2 separate regions of the Mus musculus genome follow, and region 2 is linked to region 1. Evidence: chromatin loops called from intact Hi-C (ENCODE). Cell type or tissue: heart. All regions are shown on one strand. Each heading gives the region's core, and the rest is flanking DNA. Links, peaks and the distances in the headings are about the cores only.

Region 1 (4,413 bases), core at 309-4,308:
TAATTTACATAAAAATTTGAAAGTTTTGTTTTATCAAGTCCTTCAATATTCCCATTGTTTTCCTGGAAGACTGTTTTGAAGCCATTACTCTGCCATCTTGAAAGCTCCTAATGGCTTTTTATCTAGGCCATTGAGGCTTGAAAGGTTGGCAGAAGAGAACAGTATAGAGCCAGTTTCAATACTCTTCCAAATTTGTTCAGTTTGGAGGCTTAGAGAGAAATCAAATCTCAGTGTGATTTCTCCCTTTTATTCACTTTAAGACAGTATGTCATGCTGCCTATATTTGGCAAAGGTTAACTCCTTAGATACTCTTCTCTGGAAATACATTCTGTGAGATGTACCTCTCCTAGATGATTCTAAATCCAGTCAATATTAATTATATGTAGAAAGCATTGATTATGGGCTTTTATGGAATTCCTGAGTGTGCAAAGGAGTGCATCTCTGGGTCTGTATCTGTTTCTTATGGCTTTTGTGGGCTTTTTTCCTGTTTCATTTGTTTTACTCTAATGGGTGTTTTTGTCTTACTTTCTTTTAATTATCTTCTAGAGTCCTGCTCATTTTCTAATAACAAAAAGGTGGGTGGATCTCTCTGGGAAGGGAGGTGGTGAAGAACTGCTTAGATGAGGGGAAACTGTAGACAAGATTTATATTTTTAAAAGTTTATTTTCAATAAAAGAAAAAAATCCATTTTTGATGAAAAATATTTTAATTTAAGGAATTAAAATATAATTACATTATTTCCTTCTTCCCTTTCCTCCCTCCAGCCCCCTTGATCTGGAGCCCATTTTGATCTACACAGACTCATTATAGGCAAAAAGAAAGGACCATAGCAAATTATGAACATTCCACATGTTTCCTATTTGGACACAACACACATTATTTTCATATTTTACAGCTTTAGATCAAAAGCATATTTTAGCTTATCTTCAAAGGAATAAACAAGCTGACAAATATGTACAAACACAAATACTTAAAATCATATAAACATAAACCATACAGAGCCCTTATTCAGATATATAAACCCATCCACATACATTCACCACACACACACATACACACACACACACACACACACACACACAGGCGTTCATATGTTGATGCAGACCTAAAAACACACATACATTTACCCCCACACCATATATATGCACATGCACATGAATGTGTTTCAGTACTCATAGACATATATGAGCTGATACAAATTCAAACAATCTTACAGGTGCACACACATGCACATGTTTTGCCTCTGATATAGACTAACTCACTGATTGGAGACTTTTAGTATGTAGAAGGCCATGGAAACAACTTTTCAATTATCTTTAGGAATCTGAGAAATTTGATGTATTTCCAAAATAAGTAACTCTGTGTACCATTTACTCAGTGTGCTTCTTACTGTGGAATTTCTAGGGTCACTTGGTGATTTTTAACAGACGTTGCATGTAGATTTACACTTGATTCTATGAAGTCCAGAGAAGACACCAAATGGCAGATTTCAAGAGATATTTTAAGTGAGGAGAGATCTTTCCAGCCTGATTTACATAAAACAATTAAAGAGGCTGGATCTGAGCTTTTCATTCTTTATTAATTTTCTACTGTATTTGTATAACAATCCCATGTATGTGTATTAACATTGTCTCACAACAATGTTTGAGTCAAAAATTCCAGGGTACAGCAATGGGAGATGGATTTTAAATTCACAAAACATGAAAGGGAAAAATAGTCAGCAAGTGTAGTGGGGATAATGGAAAGCATTGTGGAGTTTGGATGGTCAGCAGTTCAGCTGAATGGACAGTAAATCCTGCCACTAGGGGGCACTAAAAGGACAGAAAGGAATGTACATAGAAAACATTGGTCGTTGGTTGGTTGGTTTGGAATTTAGTAAAGCAAATGAGAAAACTTAATAATTGCTAACTACACCATTAGATACCTAAATAGGTAGTAGGACAGGAAATCACACTAGTTTTCAATGTCTTCGAAAAAGTTCTGTTCCCTGAGACAATCCAGGTTCCAGTGTGATCAGGCTGAGACTAAATTATATTGATAGATATTAATCCAGAGAAATATATTTGAGAGCTAGATGCTGCTGAGCTGTCTATATCCAGTGTGTTTGTGTGTATGAAGGTGGGGGAGTATTAAGTGAGATTTTTCAGAGGGAAAAACATGGATTATAGTACAGATAAGATAATGTGAGATTTGGACAAGGAGGGATGTATTTGTTTGAAGAGTGAGGGTGGGAATGATGAATCAGGAATAAGACAGCTATCTCAGTGCTAATAGATTGGTTAAATAATGTTTAAAGGTAAGAGTCTCTGATAGAATAAACAGCATGGAGAAGTTAGTGCTCTGTACATATATGACCCTGTATCTTTTAGGACAACCTTCGTAAGTAATCATTAAAGATTGCATCTTGTTCTTGGGTTCTCACTTCTTGTTATAATTGCTCCTGAGATTAGAAATTCACAAGCTGTGAGTTTCAGAACAACACATGCTGGGATATACAGATACATCCTCCAGGGAGTTTACTCTTATTTATCCATCCTGTGATTTAATAAGGATATAATCACTTTCTTTTATATCCAAATAGTAATGTGATTAAGATTTAGATAATATAGTCATCCAATTAACATCGCTGTAAGTGCCACACAAGATTTACTGAATGCTCATAGGAATTATGCTAAAGATGATTCTGAGCAGAGTGGAGGCAATAGCTGCTAAGTAAAGGGTGGACAGTAATGAGGACAAATTTTATTACCTATAAGAATTTGAGCCAACAACTAAAAAGTAATGAAAATATCTAAAAGAAGGTAAAACAGAAATCTGATAAAAAAGAGATTATGCTTAATAGGAAGACTTTGGTATGAAAGCTATGAAAATCGGTACCTGAGACATAAGACAAACTACAGAAAGTAGAGCACCAGTGTCAGAGACACAGTGAGCAACATCGCTAGCCTCCCCTGTATGCAAAAGATCTAAAGCCAATTCAATAATCTCTATTGTCAAAATCCTTTAATCTTGTCCCTCTCAAACCTGACACACTTCATTTATTTATTTATTTATTTATTTATTTATTTATTTATTACTGAAACACACATATATACAACTTGGATTTTCACTGACCAATTGAATAACTTTGAATGCATCCCACTTTAATACAGACTGTCCCCACACAGTTGAGATTATGGCTAACATTTCAACATTCCACCTCTGGTGTTTGATACTCACCATGGTTTGCAACATGAGGTTTACAAGAAACACTGACCAATTTTGTGAATGGTCAGGAAGAATTGAGCCTTGGGGAGATAGATGACTCATTCACTTAAAGTACAACAGTTTACACCCTATGTTAGGAAGATGCTTAAACACTAAAGAGGATGGATCTGTAGTCATTGATATCAAGTTAAGCACCATGGTTATAAGTTATCAATGAAAGGAACTGCACATTGCCATGGCTGACTGCAAACACGAGTGAGAAGCAATAGAGACCGTCAGCTTCGCTTTAGAATGGGTGAGATGTTGCTTTATTTCCCAGCATTCTGTACAGAATCAGTTAGCAGTGTGATCCTTATGAGGTGAAATCCACTTGTGTTTGAAACAAAACAGATGGCTTAGTGCCCTTGCTTTCATTTCATGCAGGCTCACACCACAGAATTCTAGCGCAAGCACCAAGTGCACACATTGCTCACTCTGAACTTGACACTCATATTCAATTTTAACAAATAATAATTAACTAGCTAAGAGAGAAACAACAGTTGCTTTCATAAGAAACTTGTACTCTGGTGGAGAAATTTCACTGATGTGCCCCCGTTCCACAGTCATGTGCTACGTTCCTTGTTATATCATTGGTCGGTGACTCAGACTAAATCCTGAGGAATGCAGGGTAATTCTGATTGTGTGGAAGAACCACAAATCACATACTGTGGTCTCAAAAACTATGAATATGGTGGGGACAAAATTGTTTTACTTCAAACAAAGCAAAAAAGCAAAAAAATGCAAGTATGCCGGAGCTCCTCTCAGGACCAAATTCCAGGATGCAATGGTGCCTAGAATTTGAGACTCAAATTCATCTCTGAGAGTTTTCTTTGCAGTTTGACTGACCTGTGTTTCTTCAGAGAATACCCTTCTCTACACAATTGAAAATGATTACAATTTGTAAGCTTTTAACATCCAGCCCTAAGAAAAAAAAGTGTTCTTTCAACTATTTGCTTTCAGTTGTTAAAAAAAAAATCCACTTTTAATGTAAGGACAAATATATTCCCATTCTAAAAGTTCTTTCTGACTTTAAAAAAAATTGACAGAACTCTTTAGAGACTCATGTTCTTAATATTGAAATACCAAAAACATAAAGAAAACTAGAAAAATGAGCCATAAACTACAATTATATTACTCTCCCTATACATTTGTAATTTTATTAGGCTT
Region 2 (4,413 bases), core at 130-4,129, 1.6 Mb after region 1:
TAGAATCAGATATTTGAACAACCCAGTGGTTCTTTGGGAAGGTTTAGGTGGTCCCAATTAGTTAGAAAAAAAGATTATGTCACTGTGGCAGGCTTTAAGAATAGCAAGATTTGTGCCACTTCTTGGTTGTTCTCTCTTTCTCATTGCATTTGAGGATGAGAGCTTTCAGCCTCCTACTCTTGACACCACAACTCTTACTTCCTGTCATGCCTGTCCCACCATGATGGACTCTTGCCCTTCGGCAGATATAAGTCAGGATAACCCCTTCTTCCATAAGTCATTGTAGGTCATAGTATTTTATCACAGCCACACAAATTAACAAATCCAGACCTTGTTTCTTGTTTTCCCTTTACAGTCATGCTTAACAGAAGCAATGACATTGAGTTCTCCTAACACAACTTTATTGAAAGGAGTAATAAAGCATTTCCTTGCATATATATATATATATATATCACATATCACTTTGTATTTCTCTAACAGTGCAAACATAGCTATTGATTAGGCATCAGGCTCTGTGACAGAGATGGGGACACCAAGGTTGGAAGTACAGAATGTCTTTAAAGTTATCTATGTAGGCTATCACACACTTGCTGTATTCTAGATAAAGAAGCTCTACAAGGGAAAAATTATCATGAGAATACCTATTTGTTATAGATTTAAAAAAGGCTATTGAGAAATTAATGTTAAGATAAAAAATGTGTAAAGCAGGATGCAGGATATGAATTTAAGTAGTTGGTCCTACTCCTTGTGGACACTGGCAAATAATTCCAGTGGAGTATCTATGAGCATGTCTTATACCTCACATGCCTCGTGGGTCTGATGTGTTAATCATAATCCTGCCTTCCGGCAACTCGTTGTAAACAAGGAAACTTGACATTTAAGCAAGAAAACAAAATTAATGAAAATGAATGGCCAGCTCTACAATAAATGTTTGTTACTTTATAAAAGGAAAAGCATGTTATAAAATATTTTTATCATCAAAGTACTTATGTTGCCTTTTCACATTCATGCACACTCAACTTGCAGTAATAGCATAGTGATAACATTAATTGTAGAAAGAAAATATGCTGTCTGAAAGTTATGGAGACACAAACAACCTGTGCGTGATAAACAAGCCAATAATGTAAGAAGTTGTAGCTCTCACTGTGTACACACCAAATAAGACAGCACCAACATTCATGAGTCAGACACTGCCAGAAACACTATGATATGTATAGATACTCCTGTTAATGTTGGAGACTTTATCAACACTCTAATAAGGAAGACAGGTCTCACAGCTAGAAAAACAGTGATTTCTTACTTGATCTCAAAAGTGCTGCCAAGACCTGAATACAAGCAGTGCTGTGTACAATTTCTTCCAACTACAGCACAATTCTCAAGAGCAAGAGTGGTTTCACTGGGTGCTAACTCATATTTTACAAATTGAAATATGAGAAATCACACAATATCTGCCTTTGTCTCTGTGAATATTAAAGTAGAAATCGCATCTAGAAAGACAAGCAGAAAATCTGAAATTACTGGGGGATCACCAGCACACTGTATACCTACACCAAACGCAGCAGAGCAGAACTTAAAACTGCTGCCGTAAGTCTGATGAAAGGGAAACACTCTGATCATTTAGTGAGATAGGTGCTGTACTCTTTAGGATAAAAACGACAGCATACATTTATTTCATTGTTAAAGTTTTATCTTCATCTTCAGTTTTTTCATCATTTTTTTTTTTATTTTTGTGTTTCCCCAATGTAGCAAGTATCTGACAAAGGTCCAGTTCCGGGAAACTATGTTAGAAACAAGCCACCAACGTGTCTGCTTTCAAGGATATTTTGTAAAGAATACAAAAAAAGAAAAAAGAAAAGAAAAGAAAAGAAAAAGGAAAAAAAGAAAAAATAAAAGAAACAAAAGAAAAACAAAGAAAAAAGAAAGAAAAGAAAAACAAAAAGAAAAAGAAAAAAGAAAGAAAAGGTAAAATAAAACATAAAAAGGGCTCCACAGTGTGATATTCCTTGAAAGGAGTAGCCTCATTATTAAACAATATAATTTTTTAAAAAATGAAACTGAAAGCTGATAGTGACATTTGAGGAAAAGGATAACTGGAACAAATGGTATTTTGTTCTTAAAGATTTTATTTCAGAAAATGTGTATGTTATGTATGTGAGGTGTGTGTGTGTGTGTGTGTGTGTGTTTGTGTGTGTGTGTGTGTGTGTGTGTGTGTGTGTGTGTGTGTGTGTGTGTGTATGCAGGTACCCACTCTAGCCAGACACGGGTATCAGATGAATTACAGGGAAATTGTGAGCTGTTGAATGTGGGTACTGGAAACTGTGTCTGTCCTTGGAAGAATAGTTGAAACCGTGAACATGAAGCCATATGTACAGTTCCCCAATGATGTTACTGGTGTTTTAATAGACTATTCTTACTATAAAAATGAATCAGAGGAAAATAGCAGCTATACAGAAAGGGCCCTGTCACAATTGGTTGCAGATATAAATACTGTGAGTGTGATGTGAGAGTCAGTATGAACACAGGGGTTGAAGAAGTATGCTCCAGAAACACTGACTGAATCCTTAGTGGGGAATCCCAGGGTGTGTAAGGGACAAGGTAGTAGCAAATTGCATAGGGGCTACATTTCCCAATCTCATTGTGTTGGCTATTTAATTATCAAATTGACTGATCTAAAAATCACCTAGGAGAGATGCGATCTGGCTTACTTGTGAGGTTAAAATGAAATTGGAAGACCATGTACTGTGGGTCCATGGCCTGAAGTGCCAGCCATGATAAAAAAAAAAAAAGAAAAAGAAAATAAATTCCTACCTGTGCACAAGAATTCACCTCTCTCTCTGCTTCTTACCTGTGGGTGTAAAGGGAGCAGCTGCTTCTGCTTCCTGCTGTCTTGGCTCCCTACCACAGTAGACTTTAGCCTCCAGCTTTGAGCCAAGGAAAACCCTTCTTCCCAGTACTTGGTTAGTTCTTGTCAGGTGTTTTTTTCACAGCATCCGGAGAAGTACTGATATCAGCACATTATCCTCTTCTATGAAAGTTTTAATGAAACTAAGATAGAGCATAGATCTGTATACATCAACCTGGAAGAGGACAGAAAGAGAGGAGACAGGGCCACAGACCCAGATATGGTGCCAGTGGCAGCACAGACGCTGGTATCTACATGATCTCAGCAGCAGCATACACCCTGACATTTCCAGAGCCTAAGATGGCAGTACATGCCTCACACATAGGGCTGCTCTTCACCCCCATAGCATCTCCTCTTCCTCCAACCTTCACAGCACGGACACCATCCCATTTCTCCTTCTCTCATTTCTCTCCACTACACACTTTCTCCTTATAGTGGCACAGCAGGACAGCTAGTGGGCTTCCCTCTAGGTATTAAGTTCTGAACTAATCAAGGATAACATATTGAGGGATTAAGTGATTCAGGTGTGGCATGACTGTCTGGAGTAGAAGCCCTGTCTGAGAGATTTGCTAATACTTTGAATCACTATGGAAATCTTGATGACTCAGCATCATAGTGATAAGGATTCGCTGAGCAAAACTCTAGGGAATCACACATCTCCACACACTAAACTGCTCTTCTGAAATTGTTCATTGAGCAAAAATCACTGCAGACTATTTACAGTTTTCTTTCGTAATCACCGCAATGATTAGAAAAATGTAAATTGATAATTAGACAAGGAAAACAAGATAACTGGTTTGCATGCCCAAAACATAGTCAACTCCGAATTTAAAAATTGTTTATAGTTTGCAGGATAGTTGTAAACAGCCAAACTTGACCTTTGAGAAATAATTTTAATTCAAAACAACCAACCATTCATTAATGCACTGATATCTTGAAAACTGGGTGTTTCTGAAATTTAGAAAATATAAATTCTACTTATATCTTCTATTTAAATTTATAGTATAAATTTAGAAAATATAAATTCTATTTTTAGAATAAGTAAGGCAGACAGAATGTGGGAAATATCAATTTCTTCATTAAAAAAATAGATATGTAATGACTGGCCACAATAGATTTATTTAAACAATGTATTTTATTGTTAAATATCAACATATCACACCATTCTTTAGAAGAATATGACCAAAATAGCTATGCAGTAGGAAGGGTACAGAACATAGTGCTGTCATTCACATAGAGATATTTTATCTATCATAGGAAAAGATCGATTTTTGGTTCTTTGCCTCCAGTCTCTTAGTAATGTGCTGTTAAATTCAGTACTAGAGGACATAATATGTGTGTGCTCTATGTGATATAAAGAATAAATCTGCAGTTCTTCCTCTGGAACAGACTCTACTCTGGCAATGAATAGCTAAACAATTAATTAAAATAGGCTATCACCACCCTCAGGAAGAATGAATGGAACCTAACCTTGATCCTTGGTCCACTCTCCTGGGCAATTGTTCCTTTTA

What was found. Peaks named below come from ENCODE experiments on the same cell type or tissue, not always from the same donor. Only the 100,000 strongest peaks of a DNase experiment are listed, where the experiment ranks them.
Region 2: it touches region 1 in a loop (5-fold over the local background); 2 of 42 quality-filtered maps call a loop at or near these places.

Annotation. Positions count from the first base shown.
Region 1 is chr7:52,390,219-52,394,631 of GRCm38, forward strand. No RefSeq gene overlaps it. Among named protein-coding and RNA genes, the nearest start is that of Gm51482, 320 kb to the left of the region's middle. In heart, for the core only: a CTCF peak has its summit at 1,812 (motif pointing right); no DNase peak of the experiment used is centred there.
Region 2 is chr7:54,003,314-54,007,726 of GRCm38, forward strand. No RefSeq gene overlaps it. Among named protein-coding and RNA genes, the nearest start is that of Mir6238, 110 kb to the left of the region's middle. In heart, for the core only: no CTCF peak of the experiment used is centred there; no DNase peak of the experiment used is centred there.